Regions from separate parts of the Homo sapiens genome. Here region 1 is linked to region 2. A link is an interaction called in ENCODE POLR2A ChIA-PET data of the cell type or tissue named here. Cell type or tissue: Caco-2. All regions are shown on one strand. Each heading gives the region's core, and the rest is flanking DNA. Links, peaks and the distances in the headings are about the cores only. Region 1 overlaps DGUOK (deoxyguanosine kinase). Region 2 has its middle 18 kb from the start of BOLA3.

Region 1 (12,360 bases), core at 2,659-10,658, 190 kb after region 2:
TGAAACATAATTAAAACGTTCCACTTACTCGGCATGTGCAAGTGGGCACAAGTGTGGGATGTTCAGCAGCCCCGGATTTTTTTTTTTTTTTTTTGAGACAGAGTCTCACTCTGCCACCCAGGCTGGAGTGCAGTGGCACGATCTCAGCTCACTGCAACCTCCCGGCTCACTGCAACCTCCGCCCTCCTCCCCACCCCAGCCGAGTTCAAGTGATTCTCCTGCCTCAGCCTCCTGAGTGGCTGGGATCACAGGCACCCGCCACCACGACAAGCTAATTTTTGTATTTTTAGTAGAGACAGGGTTTCACCATGTTGGCCAGGCTGGTCTCGAACTCCTGTCCTCCCAAAGTGCTGGAATTACAGGCGTGAGCCACCACGCCCAGCCCCAGATTCTTTTCTGGATCTGCCATTGACTCAACAATGCAAAAGTGAATTTTGTACAAAAGCACTTTGGATCTGTATTTTTTATTCAATCACCAATCACTGAAGGCCTGTGTGGATGAGGCGCTACATGGGCAGGGTACCGTAAGGGTATAGAAAAAGGAATTAACATTTATTTCAACCTTTACTGTGGTATGTTACCTCAATTAATCTTCAAAACAGCTTCATGAGGTAGGTACTGTTGTAATGCCCATTTTCCAGAGGGGAAAATCCACTCAGAGGTTAAGTAACTTACTTGTGCAAGGTTTCATGGCGAGTAAATGTTGAAGGGACTCAAACCTGGCTTCCTCTAACCTCATCATTCCAACACCCTCCATCTAAAGGTGAACAAGACAGTTCCTGAACTCAAAGAGCTCACAGTGCAAAAAGGAAGAGGGTGATGAGGATGTACGAAGCTGGAATGTAAGGCAGAACATGTGATGAAGGGACGATTACTGATGGTGGAAGGAATCTCAGGGAGTTTCTGAAAGAAAGTGGCATTAAGCTGGGAAGTAACTGATGAGTAGAATTCTCACAGATGGAAATGGAGATTAAGAAGATTGTACTTCAGGTAGAGACAACAGGACAGAAGGAGAAAAAAGATTCAACAACAGTAAGAAGTCCAATTTGGCAAAATAGCACTATTAGATTCCAAAGAAGGGTCTTAGCCCTTTGAAAGGCTTCAGCAGAAACAACACATATAGAGCAGAGTGGACCAGAAAAGCATTTAACTCAGAGGTATTTTCGGGATTTCCCTCCTTCTGACCCCGCAAGCCCACACATACCAGCCTCACACGTGGCCCCTGACTAAGAGCTGGAGGTAGAAGTAGGAGGACAAATTTGTGTCTCCTGTAGTCTCTGTGGTGTCACTAGAGATGGTTGGGAGCAGCCCTGGGCCTGTTGCACAATTCACACACTGTATGTGGAGCGGAGTGCTGTGCTGGCAGATGCAATAGGTTGACTGGTGGGTTCTATTGCACCAGTGGGCTTTGGGCTATCAAAGAGAGACTCTTCTGGAACCAAAAATGTAAAAGAAACCAACACAATTTCTGAAAGAACCCATCTCAGCTACAGAACAAATGCAAACATCCTTCCAAAAATATAAGCAAACAGATGAACAATAATTGGACACAAAAATACTTAGCAATTCAAAAGGAGAGGACTAGTCTCTGTGCTCAGACAGGGCTGTTGTCAGAAACAGGAGAAAACAAAAGATACGGCCTTGCTGATAAAACAAGAATAAGCTATCATAAAAAAGGAACAATAAGAAAATAACTTTCTTAGAGGTGAAAAATGCAATTGCCCAAGTAAAACACCCAATGAAGATAATGAAGATGGTAGCTAGCAGACTGTATAATGCAGTAAACCTAATTAGTGAATTAGAAGATCCTTACAGAGTATCAGTTTAAGGGCTAGGTATGGGGGCTCACACCTATAACCCAAGCACTTTGGGAGGCCAAGGCAGGAGGATTGCTTGAGGCCAAGAGTTCAAGACTAACTTGGGCAACATAGTGAGACTCTGTCTCCACAAAAAAATTTAAAAGTTACCTGGGCATAGTGGTGCATGCCTGTAGTCCCAGCTACTCTGGTGGCTGAGGTGGGAGGATTTGCTTGAACCCAGGAGTTCAGTGCTACAGTGAGCTATACACTTGATCTTAGCCAAAAGGCTGAGAAGCAATGCTGCAGTGAGCTATAATAGGGCCACTGCATTCCAGCCTGGGTGACAGAGTGAGACTCTTTAAAGAAAAAGAAAAGAGTATCAGCTTAAGAAATTCTCCCTAGGGGCTGGACATGGTGGCTCATGCCTGTAATCCCGGCACTTTGGGAGGCCAAAGTGGGTGAATCGCCTGAGGTTAGGAATTCGAGACCAGTCTGGCCAACATGGTGAAAGCCTGTCTCTACTAAAAATACAAAATTAGCCGGGCATGGTGGTATGCCTGTAATCCCAACTACTTGGGAGGCTGAGGCAGGAGAATCGCTTGAACCTGGGAGGCGGAGGTTACAATGAGCTGAGATCGTGCCATTGCACTCTGGCCTGGGCAACAGGAGCAAAACTCCATCTTAAAAAAAAAAAAAAACCTGAATAACTGAGGCAGAAAACAGTTGTCCAATAATGATTCCCCTCAAACAGTACTGAATCCATATAATCTTAAAGATGATTTCTATCATACCTTCAAGGAATAGATCATTTCTATGCTAGAAAAGATGCAAAATTTCTCCATTTATTTTCATAACATTGATGGTAAAACCTGTCACAAACTACACATGGGCCAGGCATCACAGCTCACATCTGTGGTCCCAACACCTTGGGAGTCCGAGGTGGAAGGGTCGCTTGAGCCCAGGAGTTCGAGACCAGCCTGGGCAGCAAAGTGAGACCCTATCTCTACAAAAAAAAAAAAAAAAAAATTTTTAAGTAGATGGGGACAGTGGTATGCACCTATAGTCCCAACTCACCAAGAGACTGAGGTGGGAAGATACCTGAGTCCAGGACTTCAAGGCTGCAGTGAGCTATGATCATGCCACTACACTCCAGCCTGGGTGACAGAGGAAGACCCTGCCTAAAAAGAACCCAAAAGTCAAAACAAACAAAAATCACCATACACACAAATAATAATACCAACCAACTGTATAAATAAATATACATGCAAAATTCCAAACAACACATTACCAAATTAATGGAATAGTACATCATGACCAAAAAAAAGTTCATTCTAGAAATGTGAGGATGGTACCATTATTAAATCTATGACTAATACTAAGAGATTAAAAAGAAAAACCCCTTGTTTATCTCACTAGATGCTAAAGTGGTTTTTGATGGAAATTCAACATTTGATCATGATAAAAACAGTTACTATTCTAGTAACAAAAGGGTACGTGTACCACACGGTCTACTGAAATGAATAATAAACATTAAACTTAACACTGATATATTAGAGGCAGTTTCATTAATGACAGAACAAGATAAGGAAACTACCCTCACTGCTATTAGTTTATATTGCTCTGGAAGTTCTACCCAATGAAAGAAAACAAGAAAATAGAAATGTGGCACAGATATTAGAAAACTCTTTCAAATGATTACTATTTAGAGACAACTATTATTTTCCAAAACTTCAAGCAAATAAAAAAATAATGAGAAATTAAATCATATAAGATAAATATAACAATCAACTGTTTTCCATTAAAACAGCAATAACCAGTTTCAGAAGATGATGTGGAAAAAAGATCTCAGTCACAATAAAAACAAAATATATATTCTGCTCAGGAATAAACAAGAATACTACTGGCTAAGTAGATAACCATTTGTGAAAAAACTAAAGTCTTATAACTTGTAAAGCCACATAAAACATAAAACCATAAAAGCAACAAAAAGAAATAGATTATTTTTATACTCCTGGGCTACAATTTTAACATCAAAGGTGCTAACTATGAGGAAAAAGAAGGACAGGTTAGACTACATAAAAACTGAAATGTATTATATTGTAAAAATATATTATATACCAAGATAAAAGAAAAATGACATGGTCGGGCGCAGTGGCTCACGCCTGTAATCTCAGCACTTTGGGAGGCCAATTCAGGTGGATTACCTGAGGTCAGGAGTTCCAGACCAGCCTGGCCAACATGGTGAAACCCCATCTCTACTAAATATTCAATAATTAGCTGGGTGTGGTGGCAGGCACCTGTAATCCCAGCTACTCAGGAGGCTGAGGCAGGGAGAACTGCTTGAACTCGGAAGGCAGAGGTTGCACTGAGCCAAGATCACACCACTGGACTCCAGCCTGGGCGACAAGGCGAGACCCCGTTTCAAAAAAAAAAAAAAAAAGAAAATGACAAACAAATATATGACAGAGTTAATATACTTAACATACAATGAGTTTTTATGAAGCCATTACACAAAGATGAAGATCTCAATAGAAAAAAACAAGGCAAGGGGTTTGGACAGGCAATTCACTAAAGAACAAAAAGATACACAAAACATGGCTTTATATTAAAAAACAAGCAGTATAGCTACAATGATATTCATCATTGCAACACTGCTTATAATAGGAAGAAATTAGAAAACTAAACATTCAAAATAGAGGACTGGATAACTAAATGATAATATTCATATTATGCAGTACACTACAACCATTAAAATGATATCACTGTGAAAGGGAGATCTTGTCTATTAAGTGACATACAGGTGGCAATCAAAATTTTTGTTTCAAAAAGCAAATGTATATATATTTTATACATTTATGTAAGTATATGTAAATCTATACATTTTCTCTGTAGAAAAATGTCCATTTTACTTCTGAATAATGGGATTACAGGATGATTAGTTATCTATTGCTGCCTAACAAATTATGCCAGAATTCAGTGGCTTAAACAAAAACATTCATTATCTCAGTTTCTATGGGGAAGGAATTTGGGAAGGAGCTTAGCTGGGTGGCTGGGCCTCAGGGTTTCTCATGAAGTTTCAGTCAAGATGTTGGCTGAGGCTACAGTTGTATGAAGGCTGGACTGTGGCTGAAAGATCCAATTCCAAAAAGACTCACGTACCTGTTCACAGGAGGCCTCAGTTCCTTCCGTGTGGCCCCCTTGAAAAGGCTGCTTCCTGACATGGCAGCTGGCTTCCCCCAGAACAAGATGGAAGCTACAGTGTCTCTTATGACCTACCCTAGAAAGGTATTTCTTATTTTTGCTACTTTCTATTTACTAGAAACAAATCACAAAGTCCAGCTGCATTCAAGGCAAGAATTACGCTCTACTTCTAGAAGGGAGGAATATCAAACAATTGTGGACATGCAATCATGTACCACTTAACAACAGGAATATGTTCTGAGAAATGTGTCGTTAGACAATTTTGTCACTGTGTGACCATCAGAAAATGTACTCACACAAACCTAGATGGGATAGCCTGCTACACACCTATGCTATATGACACACCCTATTGCTCCTAGGCTACAAAGCTGTATCGCATGCTACTGTATTGAATACTGTAGGCAACTGTAACACAATGGTAAGTATTTGTGTATCTAAACATAGAAAAGGTACAGTAAAAATATGTTGTTATAATCTTATGGGGCCACCATTGTATACAAGGTCTATCATTGACAGAAACATCATTATGCAGCCCATGACTGTATTTTGAAATACACACAGGTGACCTGTGGCATACTCAGAAAAAGATATGTAATTTATTCCTGCATAGGAAAGTTAATTTCACAAATACACACACAGGCACACATACAGACATATAAAGAGACAACTTAAGCAGCAAAAATCCTCAATAGGCATGATATGCCAGCCACAAAAGGTAACACAATTCTGGGTTGGAATAAAAAAAAATGGCACCCAGAACAAGTTCCATGATACTCTGTCCCACTTAGACTACATCCAGAATGTCCTGTTCACCTCCAAGTAGCACTCTTAGTAAATTCAAAGTGGAAAGTGAACAAACTAGGACTCATCACTTAGGTAAAGTTACTTCAGAGTAAAGAATAGCCTGGAGGAAAACTGGAGGTGTTTGGCTTGAAAGAGAGAAGACTTGACCAGGCATGGTGGCTCATGCCTATAATCCCAGCACTTTGGAGGCCAAGGTGGGTGGATCACTTGAGCCCAGGAGTTTGAGACCAGCCTGGCCAACATGGCGAAACCCTGTCTCTACTAAAGATACAAAAAGTATCCCAGCATGGTGGCATGCACCCATAGTCCCAGCTACTCAGGAGGCTGAGGCATGAGAATCACTTGAACCCAGGAGTTGGAGGTTACAGTGGGCCGAGATCACACCATTGCACCCCAGCCTGGGTGACAGAATGAGACTGTCAAAAAAAAAAAAAAAAGGAGAGAGACTTGAGGGGGAGAAAGAACAGGAAAATCATTACCTTCAACTATATATAGGGTTGTTACGGCGAAAAGTTAAAAGACTTAAGAGGTAGAACTTGAACCAATGAGTCAGAGTCACAGGGGTGCAACATGGCTCATTAAAAGGCAGAACTGTTTAGTAATTAGAGTTAAGAACCAGAATGTGCCACTCAGTGAATATCCCAGGTGGCGGCAGGAGCAGTTCATGGTGCCTGAGGAGGCATGGTGCTTCTGCTCCCTCTAAGGGTCATGTCGAAACAAGTCTTTCCTTACTCAGACTGATGTGGCTGGAAACCAACTCTATGGCCTCTGCCAAAGCCATAGTCTTGACACCAGGGCCTAAGCCATGAGGTGTAAGTGAAATGTACTGTGCTTGGCATAGTACAGTGCCTGGCACATAGTACATGCTCATAAATGTTAGCTGTAACCTCTCCCATTGACTCAAAGTGTGACTGGAACCTCTCTAATATCCCTTCTAATTTCTAAGACTTTATTTAAAAAGTTAAAATCACTATAATTAGCTATTAATCCTAGTGGTTAGCTTAAGTAATAATATAAATACTTAAGTGTAGGAATGACAAAATTCATCTTCAAAGCCATCCATGATGGTTGGACATGCTTTGGGAAACCACAAACAACAGAGGCAGTCACTTAGATAGACATATAAAAACCACAAAAATCAAAACTGCACATATTCAAACAAGTCATATCCTCTCTGGTGTATGTGGTCTGCTTTCTGGAATGAAGCTATTTTAAAAAGGATACTCAAACTGGGCTACTTTACTCACTGAGAGTAAATTAAATTATGACAATTAGATTATTCACCCATGCCTGCCAACTACCCACCACAACTAAAAACTTACTTTTTGGGTGCCAGCAGCCTGGATATTCTGCCATGTTGCTACAGGTTCTGTAGCTACGTGCCATTCTGGGTAAGTTTTCGTGAGTAACTTCACAAACGTGGACTTTCCCACAGCTGCAATGCAAATAGCATGTATTGGGATGCTTCCCAAATCAGGGCTGAAGGAGAAGGCTGCTACTAAACTCTGCCACAAACGCCCAAACTCAAGGGAACAAGTATTAGTTTTCTGAATTTCAAACTCAGCAGCCGTACCATTGTCAGACTGATAACAGATCAATTCATGCTAACCAGAACCACCATAATGAATACAGCCAATAGGGAGGAAAAATTCCTTTTAAGATTTAATTTGCAATTTCCATGTCTCAACCTTCCAGAGGCAGAGCATTTAATAACAGTTGAAAATGTAAAAGTAGATGAAATCAGCTCCATAAGTTCTATCACTTGAGTCACCATTCTATTTGTACTGTGACAGTGTAAAATTTCTAAGTTTTTCAAGACAAAAAATAAAAATGATTATAATCTCATTCATTCAACAAATCTAAAAAATATTCATGGAGTGCTGACTATGAGCTCAGGACTGTCAGGAACTGTGGGTACAATGGTAAACAAAACACAGAATGGATTTTGTCGTCACAGAGCTTGTATGGGTGATACAAACGCACAATTAACTACTAACATATTGTGTTAGGTGCTAGGAAAAAATGCAGGATGGCACTAATATAGCCCAGGAGGTCAGAGGAGACTCCCTTGAAAAAATGACATCTGAGGTAAGACCTAAAAGATGACAATTCATGCAAAGGGAGTAGCATATGCAAAGACCTGAAAGAGAGAAAGAACTTGACACACAACAATACAGAAGTTTGAGGCCCTAGAAGAAGCCATACAGTATGGCTACAGCATGAGCAAGTGATGGAGAAGTGGCTCAACATGGGTGTGGCCAGACAGGGAGTCCAGGGCCAGGTCATACAGGGCTTTGTAGTTATGGTAAGAAGACTGAATTCTATTCTAAGGGCAATGGGAAGTTAGTGAAGATTGGTTTTAAGTAGGAAAATTATAAGACTCCTTCTCATTTTTAGAAGATCACTCCACTAGCTGTGTAAGAATGGGCTGAAGCAGAAGCAGGCAGACTAGTTAAAAGATATAGCAGCTTGCCCCGAGGTGATGGCAGAGGAGTGAAAAGTAGTGGTTGTTTCGAGAAATATTTTGGAGATGAAATCAACCTAGTACCACAACATTCAAGTTATCTTTTCCCATTTATACCAATGTTTGGCCCATACCTCCATGAGCTCCAGAGACTATTCAAGAACTCTCCAGACATCTCCACTTGGGACATTCCACAAACACCTCAAAGTCAACATATTTCCTAAATGAACTAATCATCTTTCCCACCAAATTGAGCTTCCTCCTGTATCCCAGACCTCAGGGTATGAACACACCATCCACTCACTGACAGAAGTCCCTCCTCTGCCAAACCTCAGTGGCCACCAAATCCTTCTGCATTTGCTTCTACATTTTTCATATTTGTCCTTTTCTCTCCATTCCCACCTCCATGCTCAAGACCAGCCTCTTATCATCTCTTGCCTTTCTGATGCTGGCCTTGCTCTCTTCAATCCATGCTCCATACTGTGGCCAGACTGAATATGAAATAACACTGCTTACAATCTTTTGACAGCTCTCTATCGGCTAACTGGCTATAGCAAGGGCAAGCAATGGAGGAGTGGCTCAAGATGGGTGTGGCCACATGGGCAGTCCGGGGCCAGATCACATAGGGCCTTGTGGCCATGGTAAGAGGTCTGAATTCTATTCTAAGTGCAATGGGAAGTTAGTGACATCTGAGCTAAGACCTGAACAAGCTTCATGACAAACTCCAAACTCTTTAACATGGTCTGCAAGACACAAGAAGATCTGATCCCTGTGTATGCCTCTCTGGCCTTGGCTTTCCTTTAGGTAGCCTACCCTCCTGCAGGACCAAACTCCAATCATGCCATGTTCTCTTGCAAATATGACTTTGCATATGCTTTCCCATTTCCTGAAGCGCCTCCTCTCCTCACCTGACCAACTCTTACTCAATCCTCAAGGTTCTGTTTAGATGAACCTCCTGTGTGAAGCCTTTCCAGATCCTGACACCTCTAAGCTGGATTAGCTAGTCCTCCTTTCTGCATGGTTGGTATTCTGGGTGAGACTCCATCACTGCAATTGTCATTGTGTTTCTCCAGCTACAGGATGGGGCTCCTCCAGGGTAGAAAACAAATTACAACCTAATGACCTAGCTGAATGAATAAAATACACAATATATTACTAATTTCAGTTCCCTCTGAAACCTACATTTGTGAAAAATAAAAAATAAATCTTAAGACTGTATCTGGACCTCAATCTCCTCTATCAGAAGTAATCTTTCTCAAGGGAAAGAAGGGGGGCATCCTTCCACTTATGGTTACTGATTGGGGTGCTGATGTCTCAGCATAAGAACCCACACATTTAATAGATGACATTTACTACATGCCACCCCAACTCCTCTCTGAATAGGCAGGATAAGAACAAACAGCATGAATCTGTGGATTTGTACAGTCACGCTCATCTCTCAGTCCCCACCTCCACCTAACTTGTGTGTGCTTCTTCACATCTGTTCGATCCCTGCTCTTCCCACACTCCAATGAATAAATGCCCTCCCCTGCTCTTCCAGGCCTGTGTCTAAATCCTTTCCCCCAGCAAGCCTAAGGTGCCACTTCTTCAGGACTTCTCTAGCTCTGAATTCCTACCACACTGGTCAGGTGCGAAGTGGTTGAATGTGTATATTATCAGATACCTGTCTGCCCTGAGTAAGCCCTCGCTTAAAATATTTGGCCCAGATGGTCAATATTTAGATTGTAGGTTGTTTAACAAGTCTAAAATATGGTCCCTGCTATTTAATAGCTAAAAAGCTATTTTAATTAAATGAAAAGATAAACGTAGCTGATTTGTTAGATGGCTGGGATTGAACAATTGTTAGAATTACTTATATTTTTTAAAAGTTAAAAACAATTACCTTAAAAAACTGTTGCAGATGGAAAGGAAGGGCTCTGAGGTCAGACACTATTAGTTCATCTAAGAGCAGTCAGGACTCCAAGAAATTGACTCATGCAATTTAAACACATTAATTCTAGAATGCCAACAAATTAGATGTAACAGGAAATATACAGTTCCAATGACTGGAACAATAACACCTAATACTCAGGGTACTCTGTAACCCATGCCCCATTCCAAGGCTTCTGGAAAGCTAGTTTAGTAATCACAAGGCAGCTTCAGCATACAATGACAGTAAATGGTGGTGAAATGTCCTGAGAGCTGTGCCATCCATGTTTCTCAGCCTTGGAGAGCCTGGGTAATTCACTACAGGGCAGTATTTCTTAAACTAATTCCACTGGAACTGAGCTGTGCCAGGTACCACCCACAGATGTGGAATAATTACTTTAAAAAATAATTCAAAGTTACATGGTTTTATTAAAGCCAGACACAGTATAACTTTCTCAGTGCTGTGATACCTGATCATCATAGATTTTTTTTTTCCCTTCTTGCTGGGGTGTTGTTTGTTTGTTTGTTTTGACAAATGTTTCAAGATGTTCACAGGGGGTTCCTAAGAGTGGTGGTGTTTTGCTCTCCATTGCTTCAGAAGCCTCCTCCTAGTGACCAGAACACCCCTGTCTACAGAAAGCCATACTTCTTCAGCCAATCTCTTATGATATCACTATCTCAGACTTACTGCAATTTAGTTAGATCCCAGCTTAGCTGCTATCTTTCCTTTTGAGATGGGGGTCTCTCTCTGTCACCCAGGCTGGAGTGCAGTGGTGTGATCTTGGCTCACAGCAACCTCTGCCTCCTGGGCTCAGGTGATCTTCTCACCTCAGCCTCCTGAGTAGCTGTCCAGTATGTTTGACCTGTCCAATATATTGTTTGTTTATTTATTTATTTTTGAGACAGAGTCTAGCTGTTGCCCAGGCTGGAGTGCAGTGGCACAATCTCGGCTCACTGCAACCTCTGTTTCCTGGGTTCAAGCGATTCTCCTGCCTCAGCCTCTTGAGTAGCTGGGACCACTACAGGTGTGTGCCACCACGCCCGGCTAATTTTTGTATTTTTGGCAGATACAGGGTTTCACCATGTTGCCCAGGTTGGTCTCAAACTCCTGAGTTCAAGCGATCCACCTGCCTTGGTCTCCCAAAGTGTTGGGATTACAGGCGTGAGCCACTGCGCCGGGCCACTGCTGTTATCTTTCTTTCCTTTTTTTTTTTTTTTGAGACAGAGTCTTGCTCTATTGCCCAGGCTGGAGTGCAGTGGGGTGATCTCGGCTCACTGCAACTTCCAACTCCCGGGTTCAACTGATTCTCCAGCCTCTCAGCCTCCCGAGTAACTGGGACTATAAGCACGTGCCACCACACCTGACTAATTTTTGTATTTTTAGTAGAGACAGGGTTTCGCCATGTTGGCCAGGCTGGTCTTGAACTCCTGACCTCAGGTGATCTGCCCGCCTCAGCCTCCCAAAGTGCTGGGATGACAGGGGTTAGCCACATCGCCCGGCCTGTCTTTCAATATACTCTCAGTATTATGAATTTTGGAAGGTATCAGAACTTACAAGCAGCATCAAACCTTCCCTTAGGACCCTGGCCACCAGTGTTCTCTGTTGTTATATTGCCACAACCTTAAAAAAAGGTGGAAGGTACTTTCTTAAGAGTATATTACTTCAACATGTTGATTTTCATTAGCTCCACTATTCTCATTCCACAAGCTGGGACAAAGAGTTCTGTTGTTACCACTCATCTTTTTCTAAGGCATGTTTTTTTCTCCCCACAAAATTTTCTATAAACTGACAATGCCTACCATAGCTATGTAATGCTAAAATCTAGCAGCAAGATAGCATATGATGTAATACCCAAAATAACAGATCCCATTATTTTACGTCTAATACAGCTGTATTTCATAGGAGCCTATATTTATCACCTCTAGGCATTTTCATCTCCTGAACAAGATGAAAAACATGAGAAAAAAAATCCAATTCTGAAATCTTTTACCAAAATCCAACAAAGTCAGAACATATAAAACTGTCTAATGTCTTTTTTAAAAAGTCCTTCCAAAAAAAATTGAAGTCTTTATTTCAGATACTGTATTTGATGCTGCATTCATTCACTCACTCATTCAATCAACAAATGTTTATGGAGTAGCTACTCAGAGGTAAGTACTATAACTGAAATGATGATCTAGGCT
Region 2 (8,000 bases), core at 1-8,000:
AATGAGGCCTTCTGCCAGGACAAGAGCCATGTGGGTGAGCCACCTTGGAAGTGGATCCTTCAGCCACAGTCAAGCCATCAGAAGATTGCAGCCCCAGCTGGCATCCTGACTGCAGGTTGAGCCACAGCCACTCAGCTGAGCCACTCCCCAATTTCTGACCAAGAGAAACTGTGAAATACATATATGTGTTTGTTGTTTTAAGCCAGTGTTTGGGGTTACATTTTTATGCAGCAATTGATAATTAATATGTTTGTTCATTACTGAAGGAACACGGGGGACTCTCACTTATTGACAGACGGGTTGAAGAGCCAAACTTCGGGCTGGGCACGGTGGCTCACGCGCGTAATCCCAGCACTTTGGGAGGCTGAGGTGGGTGGATCACTTGAGGTCAGGAGTTCAAGACCAGCCTGGCCAACATGGTGAAACCTTGTCTCAACTAAAAAAAAAAAAAAAAAAAAATACAAAAATTAGCCAGGCATAGTGGCACATGCCTGTAGTCCCAGCTACTCGGGAGGCTGAGGCAGGAGAATCTCTCGAACCTGGGAAGCAGAGGCTTCAGTGAGCCAAGATCACGCTACTGCACTCCAGCCTGGATGACAGAGCCAGACTCCGTATCAAAAAGAAAAAAAGAACAAAAAAAAAGAAAAGAAAAAGAGCCAAATTGCAGAAAGGACACGGGTCCAGCTAAGAGTCAGGAACACCAGTGCCACTGGGTCTCCCCTTCATCTGCTGTCCCTTCCTCTCTACAGATCAGCTTTATTATCTCTCACTCTAGATTGGCATCTGCCATACAGTGGTGACTTGAATGCCAGTACCTCTTAATTTATATATTTTAATGTCCAGTTCAGCCAGATGTGGTGGCTCACATCTGTAATCCCAACACTTTGGGAGGCAGAGATGGGAGAATTGCTTGAGCCAAGGAGTTTGTGACCAGCCTGGGCAACAAGTAAGACACTGTTTCTACAAAAAATTAAAAAAATGCCAGTTGTGGTGACATGCACCTGTAGCCCTAGCAACTCTGGAGGCTGAGGCAGCAGGATCACTTGAGCCCAGGAGTTTGAGGCTGCAGTAAGCTGTGATTGTGTCATTGCACTCAGCCTGGATGGCACACAGTGAGGTCCTGTTCAGGCCGTGGGAAGAGCAGACTTTGTTTTCAAGTCCCCAGGACGGCCTCTGTTTGGCTCATCTTGAATTAGGAGCCACCTGGCCTAACGCGTTGTAAGAGCAAACTTTCTTTTGGAGTTCCCAGGAAGGGCTCTGATTGGCTCATCTTGAATTAGGAGCCACCTGGACTAACCAGGTGGGGTCCAGGGGGCATATAAAATTGCAGCCTCTAGCTGGACTCTGGCTTGAAGTGGAGAGAGAAGGCGTTACCAAAAGAAGAGGGGGTTCTATTCTTCAAAGAAGGGCTGGGACAAAGCAGCAGATGTTCTTGACTGGAGGAAAAGATAAGTGTGGCTTTGTGGGCCAAGCCGCCTAGGAACCTCCGGACACCAGAAGACAGGGGACTCTTCCTTCTGCTTCACCCCACCCGCAACCAGAGAACTCTTCGGGCTTGTGAAATGTGTAATCCCCTAAATGCTTCTAAATCTGGAAACAAATAGGGCCCCCCCACCCAGTTGTTCTTCCCCCCAAATTAAAAGGAAAGTTGGGAGAGGAATCACAGGTTTTTTTAATTGACGGATTAGAAAACGAGAAGAACGTGTTTAATCCCAGTGGCTAGAGTATAGCATTGCATCGGATGTAGCCACCTCCTAGCTTTTTGATTAAGTGTTGCTTGTGGAAAGTGCTAGGTTCACATGAGAGGTCTTCTGAGCTCAGTGTCGTTTTAAAAACAGTGTGCGGTTTTCCAGTGGAAAACCCAAAGTTCCCTGAGGTGCCGGCTGACTGGGCAAGTCAGTGTAGGGGAAACTGCCTGCTCCACAGCCCTCCCCTGGGCACATTTTGTTCCTGGGTTCCTGTAGTGCCCCTCAGCCCTGGTTAGACCACCTAACTAGCAGTGTAGGGGACAGGGTGGCCAGTAACCTGAGAGAGGACCTGAGGCTGCAAAGCCCCACCCAGACACAGACTGGTTAGGAGCCAATGGTTTCAATTCCCTTTCTTGGGAATCCAGAGTGGGAAAGGTGAGTGAATGACCCGCGGAGAGCCAGTCCACCGACCAGACAATGGCTGCTGGAGCGCTCAGGGCTAACGGACCTGCGAATCCAAATCGGGAAGTGCGGAGATAATGGACTGGAGAGGCCAAAGCTGAACAAATGGACTGAGAAGGTCATGAATGAAGGGTTGTGGCAAGAACGTGCTAAGAGAAAGCAGGCATTGAAGTAAAGAAGATACAGTGATTCCCATTCTGGCTGCAAATTCGAACCACCTGGAATAATTACAAATATCCCTTCCTGGGTCCCTGCCAGATTTAAGAGTCTCATTAGTGAGGGAACGGGAGAGCGGAGGCACCGAGACCAGGTAAGTCACCGTACAGGGGGACTCTCCTCTTTATCCCCTACCAGCCCCCTAGGCCTGCCCTGCCCACCGCAGTTCCCCTCCGTCCAACCCCTTTTCCCTCGATGGGGCTACTGCGTATCCATTAATTCACCTCGCCTCCACCCCCTCACCCATTTGCGGGGAACTGCCCCCCAACCCCTAATTCCGCGGGGTGAACAGCGGGAGCACTTCCAGGCAGCCAGAGCCCGGGCAGGCCCGACGTGGCCTGCGCGCAGAAGATGCCTGTCCTGCAAAATGGTCGCAGCCGGCAATTGTTTGTTAATCCTCTCATCAGAAAGCAGCCCGACGAGTCTGCGGTCCCTCAGGCCGGCTGTATCCACAGGGTGCACCCAAGCACAGAGAAGGTGGAGATGGAGGGACGGGAGGGGGTTCCGCTGCCCTCGATCCCCGGGTCCAGACGTTGTTGGAGAGCAGCAAGCGCGCCCTAGTCCGCGCTTCCTCGCCACGACTCTGCAAGAAATGTCTTACATAAGACACTCACTCTCGGTTCAAGTCCGCCAGCAGTGGCTTGTGAGCTCCAGCTGCCTTCTTCGGGCCACCAAAAGGAGCGCAACCCGCAGAGCGCGCACTCTTGCACGCTCACCGCCTCTCCACTCCCTGCCCAATCAGCCAACATTTGTACCTGCACTGGCGCTAATATTGCTGGTCGGGCTATGCTAGGAGTCAGCTCTACCCTTAGGCACCTCATTCCAGGAAGCTGACCTCATTTCTTAGCTCCTGGTAAGATACCCTGTGGCTGTGAACTTAAAAGAGCATTTGTGTAATTTATTTTTTCTGTAAGGAAAAGGTGTTTAGGGTGGCAGATGAGAGTACACCTAAAAGATGCCCGACGGGTTCTTTTCTTTTGCAATAAGACTAAGCAACCATAGTGACTATGGTCAAACAAAACTGTGAACCCAAGTGTCTATACTAAAGCCAACTTTTTTTTTTTTTTTTTTGAGACAGACTCTTGCTTTGTCTCCCAGGCTGGAATACAGTGGCACAATCTCCGCTCACTGCAACCTCTGCCTCCCGGGTACAAGCCATTCTCCTGCCTCAGCCTCCCAAGTAGTTGGTATTACAGGTGCCTGCCACCAAGCCCGGCTAATTTTTGTGTTTTTTAGTAGAGATGGGGTTTCACCATGTTGGCCAGGCTGGTCTCGAACTCCTGACCTCAGGTAATCCGTCCACCTCGGCCTCCCAAAGTGCTGGGATTATAGGCGTGAGCCACTGCACCTGGCCTAAAGCCAATAAAGCAGCCACCAGGGAATTCAGTGTGAGTGTAACAACAGACTCCTGCCTCTCTCTGGAAGATATAAAAACAAAAAAGTCATTGGGGGCACAAAAGATGATCACATAAAAGAGTAAAACAACTGATGTTCAAGTAATGCCCTTAAGGTTTTTTCAATTCATTTTTTTTTTTGAGACAGGGTCTTGCTCTGTCTCCCAGGCTGGAGCACAGTGGTGCGATCTTGGCTCACTATAGTCTGCCTGCTGGGTTCAAGCAATTCTCCCACCTCAGCCTCCTGAGTAGCTGGGATTACAGGTGCCTGCCACCACTCCTGGCTAATTTTTGCGTTTTTTGTAGAGACGAGGTTTCACCATGTTGGCCAGGCTGGTCTCAAACGCCTGACCTCAGGTGATCTGCCTGCCTCAGCCTCCCAAAGTGCTGGGATTACAGGCATGAGCCACTGTGCCCGGCCGGGTTTTTTTTTTTTTTTTTTTTTTTTTTTTTTTGAGACGGAGTTTCACTCTTGTTGTCCAGGCTGGAGTGCAATGGTGCAATCTCGGCTCACTGCAACCTCTGCCTCCCGGGTTCAAGAGATTCTCCTGCCTCAGCCTCCTGAGTAGCTGGGATTACAGGTATGAGCCATGAGCCACCATGCCCAGCTAAGTTTGTATTTTTAGTAGAGATGGGGTTTCTCCATGTTGGTCAGGCTGTTCTTAAACTCACGACCTCAGGTGATCTGCCTGCCTCAATCCCAGCACTAATCCCAAAGTGCTGGGATTATAGGTGTGAGCCATCATGCCCAGCCTTTTTTTTTTTTTTTTTTTTTTTTTAAATTGAGACAGGATCTCTGTCAACCAGTCTGAAGTGCAGTTGTGCATTCACAACTCACTGCAGCCTTGACTTCTGGGGCTCAGCTGATCCTCCCACCTCAGCCTCCCAAGTAGCTGGGAGTATAGGTGTGCACCACCATGCCTGGCTATTTTATTGTTGTTGTTGTTGTTGTTGTAGAGTTGAGGTCTTACTATGTTGCCCAGGCTGGTCAAATTTCTGCCCTCAAGTGATCTTCCTGCCTTGGCCTCCCAAAGTCTTGGGATTACAAGCATAAGCCCAGCCTTTTTTTTTTTCTAATAGTCTTTATTATTTTTTTATAGTCTTTATTGTTTTAGAACAGTTCTACATTTACAGAAAAATTTTGAAGATAGTGGAGTTCCCATATGTCCCACATCCAGTTTCCCTGATTATTCACATCTTACGTTAGTATGGGGCATTTGTTACAATGAATTTGTTACACTATTATTAAGGAGAGCCCATACTTTATTCAAGTTTCCTTAGTCTTCCCTTAATGTCTTTTTTCTAGGTAGCCCCTCCATGAAACCAGATTACATTTAGTCATCATGTCCCCTTGGCTCCTCCTGGCGGTGGCAGTTTCTCCGATTTTCCTTATTTTTGGTAAGCCTTAGTCCATATAAATATATTCTGGGGGAATTATAGATGGGTTTGACAGAAAGCAATTTTAAAAACAAAAACTACAAAAGAAGAAAGTCACAATCAATTGATTAGTTGAAAGTTACTCTATTCCAAACATCTTGGCAAACATTAAATAATCACATTTCAGAAACTACACCAAGCGAAAAAAAAAATGCCTTGAGTTATGGACATCAGGAAGCAGTAGCTTTGCACAAAAAGGATGGGTTTAAGGAGAACACTGTTTGAGGTGAGGTTTGGTAGATTTACAAACAAGGTTAGAGAAGGCTTCTATACACACATTATTAACCTGTGACATTAAATATATCTCTAAAACTTTATAACTTTTCCTTTTATTTAACAGAACTGTTGGAAGAAAACAAACAATATTTTGACTAGAAATGGAAATTCCTGATGCTTTGGGAATTGTTTCAGTACTTTTTCTAATACTTTAGGCATTGACTAGAAGAACTGAGACTAGAAAATACTCTTGCCTGTTTAGTCAGTATCACGTATCTTCATCTGTTTGTTGTCGCTGCTGAAGCACACACTTAAAATAATCATCATACATTTATGCACACAACCCCTTCTCCCGTGCCCTATACAAACCTATTAAGCTATTTTTCCGAATCAAATTTGCACAACTTTAAAGAAAAAAAAAAAACCTCACAGAATAATGTGTTTTTCAAGGCAGGCATTTTAAAAGCTAATCCCAACTTGCCCCGTTTTAGGCTTTTACAGTGTTTAACTTGCTTTCTTGGGTAGTTAGTCTGGAAATGAGTTCATCATCTGATATAGGATGGCTGGATTTTAATATTTTCTGTCTCCAATTCGTTTGGTTAAATGCCTAAAGCTGGTAGTCTACTAGTGCTGAAGGAAGAGGGGAAGCATTTATGGCTCATTAGAACCAATCCCCATGGTTTCCAGGTCAGCTGATTTTCTCACTACAATACTTAACAGCAAGATGAGAGGCTTTATTAACATCATGTCAATAAAGCCATTAATAATTCAGAAGAAATTTTAATTACAAACTTAAAAGAATTACATAGTTGTAAATTAGTCTGTCACTAAGTAAAGACTACTACATTTCACTTTGGGAGACCTTGTAAAATGTAAGCTAACTCATTGCTGGAACCTTGAAACAGAGGTCATCCGGATCAACAAGCATGAGTCCGTCCCTTCTGCCAGCTTCTGATCCCCTCATTTGAGTTTATGAGATGAGCCAATAATGAATGTAGAGGCAAGCAGCTCATTTTTCTACCTAAAACTAAGTCTCAGCCTGACACTTTTCTTCTGACCCAGTTACAGCTGCTTCTCTGGTGTGTGCTTCAATCCTCTTCACTGGGCACCATTAAACACTGGACTTGGTAGCTGTCTATGCATGTGACCAATTTCACTATCCATCTTCTGGCTTCAGTGCCAATTTTAAGAATGCTAATTCCTACGTGGCCAGATTTCTATAAAGATGGCAAATTATTTTATTCTGGCTAAAATTAATCATATTATTAATATTTTCTAAAGTTAGCGTTTACATTTACTGCTTTAAAAAAATTCCAGGCTGGGTGTGGTGGCTCACGCCTGTAATCCCAGCACTTTGGGAGGCCGAGGCAGGTGGATCATGAGGTCAGGAGATTGAGACCATGCTGGCTAACACGATGAAACCCCGTCTCTACTGAAAAAATACAAAAAATTAGCCGGGAGTGGTGGCGGGTGCCTGTAGTCCCAGCTACGTGGGACACTGAGGCAGGAGAATGGTGTGAACCCGGGAGGCGGAGCTTGCAGTGAGCAGAGATGCACCACTGCACTCCAGCCTGGGTGACAGAGCAAGACTCCATCTCAAAAAAAAAAAAAAAAAAAATCCAGCAAATATAAAATTTAGGCCTAAAAGATGCCAATGATTTAAAACTCTACACAGATCTAAGATCAATGCCTATGTATGAGTGTAGCTACTGCCACGAGGCATTCTACTCATAGCCAGCCTAGGAAAGTGTGAGCTGAATACAGGTCCTATGCCAAAAAACCTCTGCCTGAAACAGAACTACAGACGTGAGAAGCATTAATAGATGTGCACTGTATTTATATAAGCTTCTCTTTTCAGCATTAAAACAGCTGATCTACTGTGTCAATCTGGTAGAGATCAGTTGGTGCCATATATAAAAACCAACAGGTTAACTGACCAAATTTCTCCAGATTTCAATTGGCTCTATGGGATCAAATAGACATGATAGGTTAATTATGATGAAAACAATAATCTTAACCATGTTTAAGAAAAAATACAAAATTTTAGTGCAAGTACTTATTTACTTCTGTACTCAAAAAGGGTGAGAATCCCAGCTACTCAGAGGCTGAGGTGGTTGGATCACCTGAGCCACAAGTTCAAGACCAGCCTGGACAATATAGCAAGACCCTTGCCTCAAAGAAAATTGAGATTTTAAATTTTGTTTGTGATTTTCTCTAAGTGAATAATGGTAAAATTTAACAAACTAGCATAGTTCAATTTACTGAGCTACAAAGTATAACATTCAGCTGGGCATGGTGGCTCATGCCTGTAATCCCAACACTTTAGGGGGCTGAGGCAAGAGGATTGCTTGAGGCTAGGGGTTTGAGACCAGCCTGGGCAACACAGTGAGACCTCATCTCTATAAAGTTAAAAAAAAAAAAAATTTTAGCATACTTTAATTTATGGCAGGTACTATATATGAGAGCTGAAGTCTTCTGTACCTCCACAATGCCACACTTCTTATTCACAAAGGATGGTTAGAAGCTAGAATACAACTTTTTTGTTATTTATAAATGCTGCCAAAAGAAGAAATGTTTATGGAATTTC

Evidence for each region. ChIA-PET counts read pairs that join two places held together with the same protein. Peaks named below come from ENCODE experiments on the same cell type or tissue, not always from the same donor. Only the 100,000 strongest peaks of a DNase experiment are listed, where the experiment ranks them.
Region 1: POLR2A ChIA-PET joins it to region 2 with 6 read pairs; 7 of 35 experiments call an interaction of 5 or more read pairs at or near these places.

The regions. Positions count from the first base shown.
Region 1 is chr2:73,933,789-73,946,148 of GRCh38, reverse strand. DGUOK (deoxyguanosine kinase) reads right to left here. Exons shown (of 7, transcript NM_080916.3): 2 at 7,127-7,239. Among named protein-coding and RNA genes, the nearest start is that of DGUOK, 13 kb to the right of the region's middle. RefSeq lists an enhancer at 8,312-8,811. In Caco-2, for the core only: no CTCF peak of the experiment used is centred there; a DNase peak (open chromatin) is centred at 6,496.
Region 2 is chr2:74,125,532-74,133,531 of GRCh38, reverse strand. It overlaps a transcript of TET3 not described here. Among named protein-coding and RNA genes, the nearest start is that of BOLA3, 18 kb to the left of the region's middle. RefSeq lists an enhancer at 2,777-3,390. In Caco-2, for the core only: no CTCF peak of the experiment used is centred there; no DNase peak of the experiment used is centred there.